2 separate regions of the Homo sapiens genome follow, and region 2 is linked to region 1. A link is a contact called in ENCODE Hi-C or POLR2A ChIA-PET data. All regions are on one chromosome and are shown on one strand. Each heading gives the region's core, a stretch centred on a gene start or an enhancer-like site at or near the end of the contact. The rest is flanking DNA. Distances are from core to core; before and after follow the strand shown. Region 1 has its middle 200 kb from the start of CHIC2. Region 2 overlaps LOC124900702 (a long non-coding RNA gene).

Region 1 (4,128 bases), core at 718-3,217:
TTCTTAACACACAATTTTATCTGTGGCATAGAACAGAACTTTAGTGTTAGAGTATTTTTTCTGTGTCTCTCTATGAGTGTCCCTGGAAAATATAGGTTAACCATCTGCAAAAACTTGAGCCTTGTGGGTTGGTAAGAATTGAACCCACCACCAAACTTCTTGATGAGTAAGATTTTTTTTAAATGCCTATATCTGTCTGTTATTTGCAGCCAAAAGCATTCTAACTCATGCAAATTTTGGCACACCACAGCATTATAAACAGCAACATCCTGGAGGCATATACTCAGAAGCACAGAGCTCTCTCTAATCAGGGAATAATGTGGGGAAAGTAATTAACGGCTGGTGATCTTCTTAGTGTGAACCTGATTCCAATGAAACCAACCTATCCCTTATATCTAAGTTTTGTCCTGTAGACATGATGACTTGTAACTCTACATCAAGTTGTACCAGGCATCGTTGCCTCTGGATTTTCATGCCTGGGAGGAACTATAAGAGGAATTACAAAATAAGAAAGGCAAACAGTGCGTCTGCTAAAAGGCAAGGGCTTGAGGCCACCTGTGTCTCGTTATGGGTCATGACTCATTAGACCAACTGCTGTTCTCACTTGCCTCATTTTTTCCACAAGAGAATAGAGAAATAGCATCCAGGGAGCTGCTGGAGAAAATTTTCACATGGTCTCTTCCTAGGAGAGCTCTTTCTTCCCTGGTATATTTTTATTCTTAGCTAGATGCATCTCTAGCTAGCCCAGTACTAATTTACCCTGAAGTGATAAGGTACTCAGTGCCTCCTAAATTCTCACCATAGAAGGTAAGAAATTTGAAATCAGTGTTCTCAAAGAAATCCTTCAAACTCCAGAATCCATGCTTTGGAATATTGTTGGACCTCAGATGAGTCTTCATAGACAAAGGAAGGCAGAACTTTTTCTAACATGTCAATTTGAACAATTTAGCTTCAAAACCAACAAGAGACCACCAAATTGCTATTACTTAGTGCGAGGCCTAAATTCATGTGTGCAATAAGAATAATTGCTACCATTTACTGAACACTTTTTATGTATGAGGCACTGTGCTAACTAAGCATTTTACTTAGGGATATCTCTTGTAAACATCACAACAATCCTTTTAGGTTGGTTTTGGTATCCCCATTTGACTAATGAAAACTCATTTTCCTGATTCAAAGAATTGGAATAGCTCAGCAAAACATGCATGAAGCAGAACAGGAATAAATAAAACAAGAGCTCAATGACAGTGATAAATTGCAACAGACACACAGTATCATTTGGGGGAGACAACAGACACAGGCCTTGTCTCAGGTAAGGGTAGCGACCCCTCTTCAGTTTCAGCTTCTTTTACTGTGAGGGAACACAAGCTCAGTGAGTCCAGATCTTCAGTTTTTCAAGAGAAAGCAGAAATCCAAAATTGTATGTGAAATTAAAATCTTATTGTTAAACTTTGGCAACTATTAAAAAGATTTTCAGCTGTCTGCAGCCAAACAAAATACAGCTGTGGACCGGATTCAGCTTGGAGGCTGCCTGCTTGCAAACTCTGTCCTCTGTCCTGCGCAATTGGGAATCACTCGGGGTTCTTTTGTTCTCTTAAAGAAACATGGCTCCTTCAACCAGAGGCCAGAGTGCTTTCAAATATCACTAATGGTTCAATAGTGTGGCTTAACCATTACCCACCCACCATCCCTTAGGAATACAGATATCTATGACTCCTGGTGACATTCATGCATAATTTGTAAATACATTATCCTGTGAGACTTGAGGGATCCAAGCAGTACTTGAGGGGGTACACAAGAAAGAAGAAGATATGAGAGAGAAAAGGAAAAATGAGAAAGATGATAGGGGCACCCTGCTGAGGACTGCCACCTCCTAACAGTCTCTGGCCCCTGCCTGTTTTCACCATTCAGACCCCTGAAGCCCAGTGTTCAGAGCCTGGGCCCACCATCCTTCATTTCTGATTTCTCTCCTCCAAGGAGATAAGGACGAGCCAGGGCCTCTCGGTGTGTTTTACATCAAAGGCCACTGAAGGGTCTTGACAGGCTGGATGTCAGTGCTGTAAATAAACCATTAATCACTCTGCCATTTCATGGACACACTCTTCCCAGAGGGCATGAACTTTCTCCAGGGCACTAATATAAACCACATCTTTCCTGAGCCAATGGGGGAGGCAGAGTGGGGCGTCAGAGCTCAGAGAGCAGGCTCCCTCATTGACACAACCATTACTCTCCTCTTAAAACCACAGGTCCCTGTAGCTTGGAAATGGTTAATGAAAAGAGATACAGTTGAAACGGATTCAACAAATGAAGTCACAGCTTTGGGGAATGTGTACACCCCAAGGCAGCTCCTTCTATCCCTTCTAAACTCTCCACCTCTAAAGAAGGTACCAAGAGAAAGGCCACAGAGACACAACAAGATATTAATGATTTCACCACTGACCCAAAGCAACACTCCTTTGGCAGTTCTCTATAGTCTGATTTCTAAGAATTAGAGCCCAGAAAAAAAAAGGTATAAAATGCTTTTCCAGAATAGTTCCCCTCTATGTGTGGAAGTTGGAGTCACTGGACCAATGGTCCTAACTTGGCCAAGGCTCCCTACCGTAGGCCCCATCTTTAGTACAGATGCTCCTTGAGCTTCTGCTATGGGGAGACACTGCTTGAGGTTCAGTAAAAAGACAGATGAGGCCTTTGCTTTCATGGCCTCTTCATTCCTGTTGGGGCAGGCAGCTGCTGAACAAACTGGATCAATTTAGATAGTGATAAACCTATAGAGAACACAAAACCAGAAGGCAGTATCAACGGTGATAGGGGAATGGCTACTTAAGTTTGAGTAGGAAGATGAAGGCATTCATTCACTCAGCAACTAAACATGGTAGCAGACACTAGGGGGTTACCCAAGAGGTAGGAGTGATGTCAATGTTTGAAGGACCTTATTTTTAGCTGGAGAGATGAGATGAGCATGCAACAGTCCTCAAGAAATTATACATATGCAAAACCTCCATGTAAACCTATAAGATTGAAGGCTGACATTCAAGAAACAAGGAAGGGATCTGGATCAGGACAAGTTAAAGACAGGACATGCTTCTCAAAGATAAGTCTGAGCCATTAGGAATACAAATTGTGGATCTAGGTTGTGTCAGGGGAGAGAGCCTTCAGGCCTTCTCACTGAGTCACCGGGAACTAGAATTAGGATTTGAAGTCCAGCGCTGAGGTCCCCACACTGAATCGACAGGCAGGGAAAATAACGAGGCACCATTCTGAGGTCCAATTTGGAAGGAAGGGCAGAAAGAGAAATAATACTGCACTTCACATAAATTCCAGATGCCTTCCCCTGGCTTCCCAAGCATTGCCTTCCTCCCTACCATGGTCTTTCACCCCTCCCTCTTGCTGCGGCCACACTGGCCTTCTCACCAACACTCACCCGGGCTCACACTTGTGCATGGGGACTTTGCATTTGCAAATTCCTCTGCTCAGGAAGTGCCTCTTTTACATCTTTGCAAGTCTGATTCCTTCTTATATGTTAGGTCTTGGCTCAGCTATATCTCCTCGGTGAGGCCTCCCTGCACCTTCCCAGTTCCTCTCCATCACTTCTGTCTGACATATTTTCTTCAGAGCACTTGACTATCTGACATCTCTTGTTCCTTTATTTGTTTGCTTCCCTGTGGTCTGTTTCCCACCTCTAGGAAGTAAGTTTGATTTGACATGGAAGCTGTGTGCTTTGTCTCCTGCTGTATTGCCTTTGCTAAAATGCCACCTGGCAAAGCTTAACAGAGACTTGTTGAAGTGATTAGTTAGCTAAGTGCCTACTTGGCACCAAGCATTATGCTATGCTCTTTCCATAATAATATGACATTGTGTGCAATCCTCATAACAGTGCATTGCCCCAGGTGTTGTCATGTTCGCTGTATAGATGAGGAAACTGAAACCCAGAAAAACCTAATTAATGTAATCAACATCATGTAGCTAGTGAGAAGCTACTGAACCCAAGTCTGTCTAACCCTAAAGTCCACATGTTTTCCACTTTACCACTTTCTTCCTGGGGGAAAATAAGAAGTAAAATGAGGAATGTTAAAGACCCAAATCAGGTTAAGATTCATGTGTCACAATTAGGGACCCAGGAAAGTCAAT
Region 2 (3,887 bases), core at 877-3,376, 42 kb after region 1:
CTGAAGAAATGAAATCAGGAGAATGGAATAGAGATATGATGGATATTAGAGAAATCCTTGCTAAGAAGACATAAATAAAGAAAACGTAACAACCTGGTGAAGAGATTATTTCAAGGCACTTTCACTCATTCATTCATGCCCATTCCATTCCTACCTCAGGACCTTTATACCTGCTGTCTCTTTTACCTGGAAGAAGCAAATTATGTAACCTTCTCGAAACTCATTTTGCTTAAGATTGCTCATGTCTGTAAAGTGTCAGGGCTGGAACAAAAATCAAAGCTCTATGACACAAAGTTAGATTTGTGGGGTCATGAGGGAAACACCCACCTTAAGAGCAGGTTTGGAGGATTAGATAGAAGTTCTCTATGAACTTGACCACAATAGCTGATATCACAGCACAGTTTCTCCTCTCTCAGTAATAAAGACTCAGATCAAGGCAGCATCTCTCTGAGCAAGGAATGAGGATCCTTCTATAGAAAAGCTGGGACCTGGCTAGTGTGTCTACTGAACTGCTCTTTCAAAGTTCTGCACTCCCTCCACACGGGGCTTGAGTTTCCATAGACAAAAAAACATAACATGGTCACCAAAGAGAACCTTCAGCATTGTTTCTCCAGCAACTGAGACTCCAGTGAAAAGTACACCTTCCTGGGAACCAGCACCCAACCTATCCTGGACCAGGTCTCCCAGCCAATGGTGCTGCTCGTGAGTGTCCAGTCCTCAATTGTTTTGTTATTATTGTTGCTATTGTTGTTGGGTTTCCCTTGGTCTTCTTATTTAAGAGAAGGTAGAGGCTGCTCTAGGGGCAATGCTTATGCCTGGAACGAATGAGCCTTTATTGTGGACAAGCTCTGTGAGTGAAGGCCCTCCTTGAGTCTGGTGATAAAAATAGGCTATGGCCAGGCAGGATACAGAAGAGCATGACCAATCACCAAATAAAGGTTTATTGGCTTATACATTTTATTGTACCGTGACATCCCTCCTTTCAGCTTTAGATGTCAGCAGCTGGTGGCAAGCTTAATGACTGATGCATAGGGGAACAGCCATGGACACCACAGTTTGGCTCCCCCTAAAACAGTGATGCTTCATCCTTACTTGGCCAGCTTCTGGAATCCTAGTGAACACACTACAGAACATCAGGTTTGCCTGGGCAGTAACATCCAAGGGGAGCTTCCAGGTTCCTCTTGGCTGAGCAAGACTATTTTTTTCCTTATTTCAAAGAGCTGTTGTTCTGACTAAAGGAAGAGAGGATGTATATGGTAATGAGAACTGTATACATTTCTCCTAAAGTCTCCTACTTTATCTTCTTTAATTCTGCATCTGACTCTGCCTGGGTAGAAATCGTATTCAAAATTATCCCAGCCTCTTCAATCTCCTTAATAAGATCTCTCAAAATGGAACACACTGTCTCGTGTGCCTATAAGGGATGTGCAATGCCTCTTTTGTGCTTTTGTTCACTCTTATCTGATGTTCTAACACATTTTCACTTTGAGGAGTTTGGAAATGTATCTGCATAGTCATTGCCGTTTAAGTACTCCACTGATTACAAAATGCTTTCATACACATTGTCTTGAGGAAATGCTCTGAAAAATAAACTGCTAACACTCTGGTAAAGAGCCTTCTGCAGTTAGCAAAATAGTCACCAGGACCTTCTTTTTAAATGACTACACTTTCCACACTTTTTCTATCTTTGTTGACTTAAGTTCAAAGTCAAACTAGAAAATCTGTTTTGTCAGATGGAAGTTCGCTACTCACCGTTCTGAGAGGCTCCATGCACAGCTCATTGTGTTACCCCACTGCACAGAATCTACTCTTCTAGAGAGACACTGGCAGCTTTGTGCTTTGCATTTATTTATTCAATGCTGCAGTGGCTTAAGCCAGTTTATGGAAAATATCTCTAAACACTGAGACCTCAGGGCTAGGAGGAATTCCTAGACGAGCTCTAAATCAGTAGTTATGTTTGGCAGATTCTATATTCCCACGGAAAGGCCAACTAAACAGTCATTACGCTTTATAGGCGTGCCTGTGTGTCCTTCGTTATTTTGGAAGTATCAAGCAGGGCCTAGAAGCATGGTATAGTTAGTGCCAGCACATAGTGGTGGCCTGCAGTCCAACCATGCTGATTGATTTGATGTTTAGGGAGGCAGTTTCAGAGGAAATACGGTAACTCGCTTGTCTATCACCGTGCTTCCTGGATGAGCCCCAGAAATGCAGCGTTTGGGATACCATTAGCAAGCGTGTGGCAGCCTTGCCCTGCTGAGACTGCTGGTGATTGAAAAGTGCTCAAACTGTGGTCAGAGAAGAAGTGTGCAGATGAAAAGAAGGGAGATAAGTCTTCGATCACGACGCCTGCCCTTCTTCACCTAAATATCCCCCAGGACAGTTTGCCAAACACCAGCCTGTTGCTCAAATGAGAGAAAATAAGCCTTTAGTTTCTGTTTCCACTCTGCTTCATAAATTAACACCATCAACTGACTTTTCCCCGGCCTTTCTCCCACAGCTTATCTTTACTGCCAATAATCCTACCCATGAGAAAGATCTTTGACAAGTCAAGTACTACATAAATTCAAGAAATTCATATGTGGTATTTCATGCACATTTCAAATAAAGAAACTTACAAGGATACCGTTTAAAAAAAAAAAAGAACATCCCCATAGTTTTGAAGCAAATGTGCATTTTCTCGTTAGTAAAGAGACGTTTCCTTCCCTCTAACTTCCCAGTGTTGGACAAAGGACTAAAATTTCATGTTATAAGGAAAGCATGTAAACTCCGCACTGCTTTTCTCTGAAATAGCAGTCATTTCAATGATGTGCTCTATCATCAATCCCCGGAGACTGTAGGCTTTTCTGTAACTGGTTCCTTTTCGTTTTCCTCATTGGATAATAATTTTTCAGAATAAAATCTTTTGGTATCAGTATTTTCAAAATATTTCAAGACACCAGCCATTCTTAATCAGGCCACTGTGGAGCTCTATGCAATTAAGTTGCTAAAGTTAGGACAGAGCCCTTAGTTTCAGATTTCAGCTCCATATATCTGAATGGAAGCTCTTGAATGGATGAGCATTCTGACTACTGCCTGGCTAATAATTTTCCACTTGCATTTGGCCGATCCTACACACATGAGCATAAGCCAGTGTAAATGCTCCATCAGAGGCTCTTAGCAGGAAGAAAACAACTAAACAGATTCATTTCTTGACTTTCTTCTTTGATAGATATTTTCTTACTCTTAAATATACTTTACTCCTGATAATTTAGAGATCTATCGTTGGTGAGAGGATATCATGAATTATGAGTCCTTGCATTCTTTTTATAAAGGTAATATCCCCGGTTTGATGAGACAGAAATTTGCAATAGCATCTTTGCAGGGCTTTTCAAAGAGTAGTGGGAATGGAAAAGTTCCCTGGGACCCATTTCCTGACTGTTCCATTCGTGCTGATCACGACTTTAACCATGTTTTTCAAGCTGCCAATCAAAGCACACGTTCTATAAAATACAATTCCCTGGTAGGCACAGTGGAGCTAAATATTTGTCCCTAGAACTGTCCTGGGAGAGAAAGGACATAAAGTTGCTGCCACTAGGTTAAAATTTAAGAACAAAATTATAGGAAGCAGACTCCAAACTATTTTCTTAAATTAATTCTTCCTTTTCCAACCAGAACACAATCTCCCCTATTGTCATGTACGCCCTGATGCCTAGTTGGGTACACAGCAAATGTACACACATATCTGATGATTTACTGATGGACTGAATCCTCACAAATATTACATTTAAAGCTTTCAGATCAAATTAAATAATTTGCATTTGGGCAAACAGCCAACAGCACTCTAAACTGTACTCCTAACTAACGTTATTCCCTCCTCTACCTCTTCATCCCTGGTGTTCTCTGCAGAC

The links. A loop is a pair of places that touch in the nucleus more often than their neighbours do. ChIA-PET counts read pairs that join two places held with the same protein, here RNA polymerase II (POLR2A). Pooled maps may share reads with other maps.
Region 2: a loop to region 1 is called in a map of cardiac septum, with 2.4 times the contacts of the local background. The contact joins two enhancer-like sites. A Hi-C loop is called at or near these places in 2 of 168 maps with a recorded cell type or tissue (cardiac septum and heart right ventricle) and 5 of 50 pooled maps. POLR2A ChIA-PET finds 5 or more read pairs at or near these places in 2 of 52 experiments (A549 and AG04450).

Annotation. Positions count from the first base shown.
Region 1 is chr4:53,861,829-53,865,956 of GRCh38, forward strand. No RefSeq gene overlaps it. Among named protein-coding and RNA genes, the nearest start is that of CHIC2, 200 kb to the right of the region's middle. Within about 2 kb of position 1,968, at least 6 of the 41 ENCODE cell types and tissues checked have a DNase peak (open chromatin) inside an H3K27ac peak, as active enhancers do; they include heart right ventricle, where a contact is called at or near this core.
Region 2 is chr4:53,903,950-53,907,836 of GRCh38, forward strand. The region is part of intron 1 of LOC124900702 (a long non-coding RNA gene); the gene reads left to right. Among named protein-coding and RNA genes, the nearest start is that of CHIC2, 160 kb to the right of the region's middle. Within about 2 kb of position 2,127, at least 9 of the 41 ENCODE cell types and tissues checked have a DNase peak (open chromatin) inside an H3K27ac peak, as active enhancers do; they include heart right ventricle, where a contact is called at or near this core.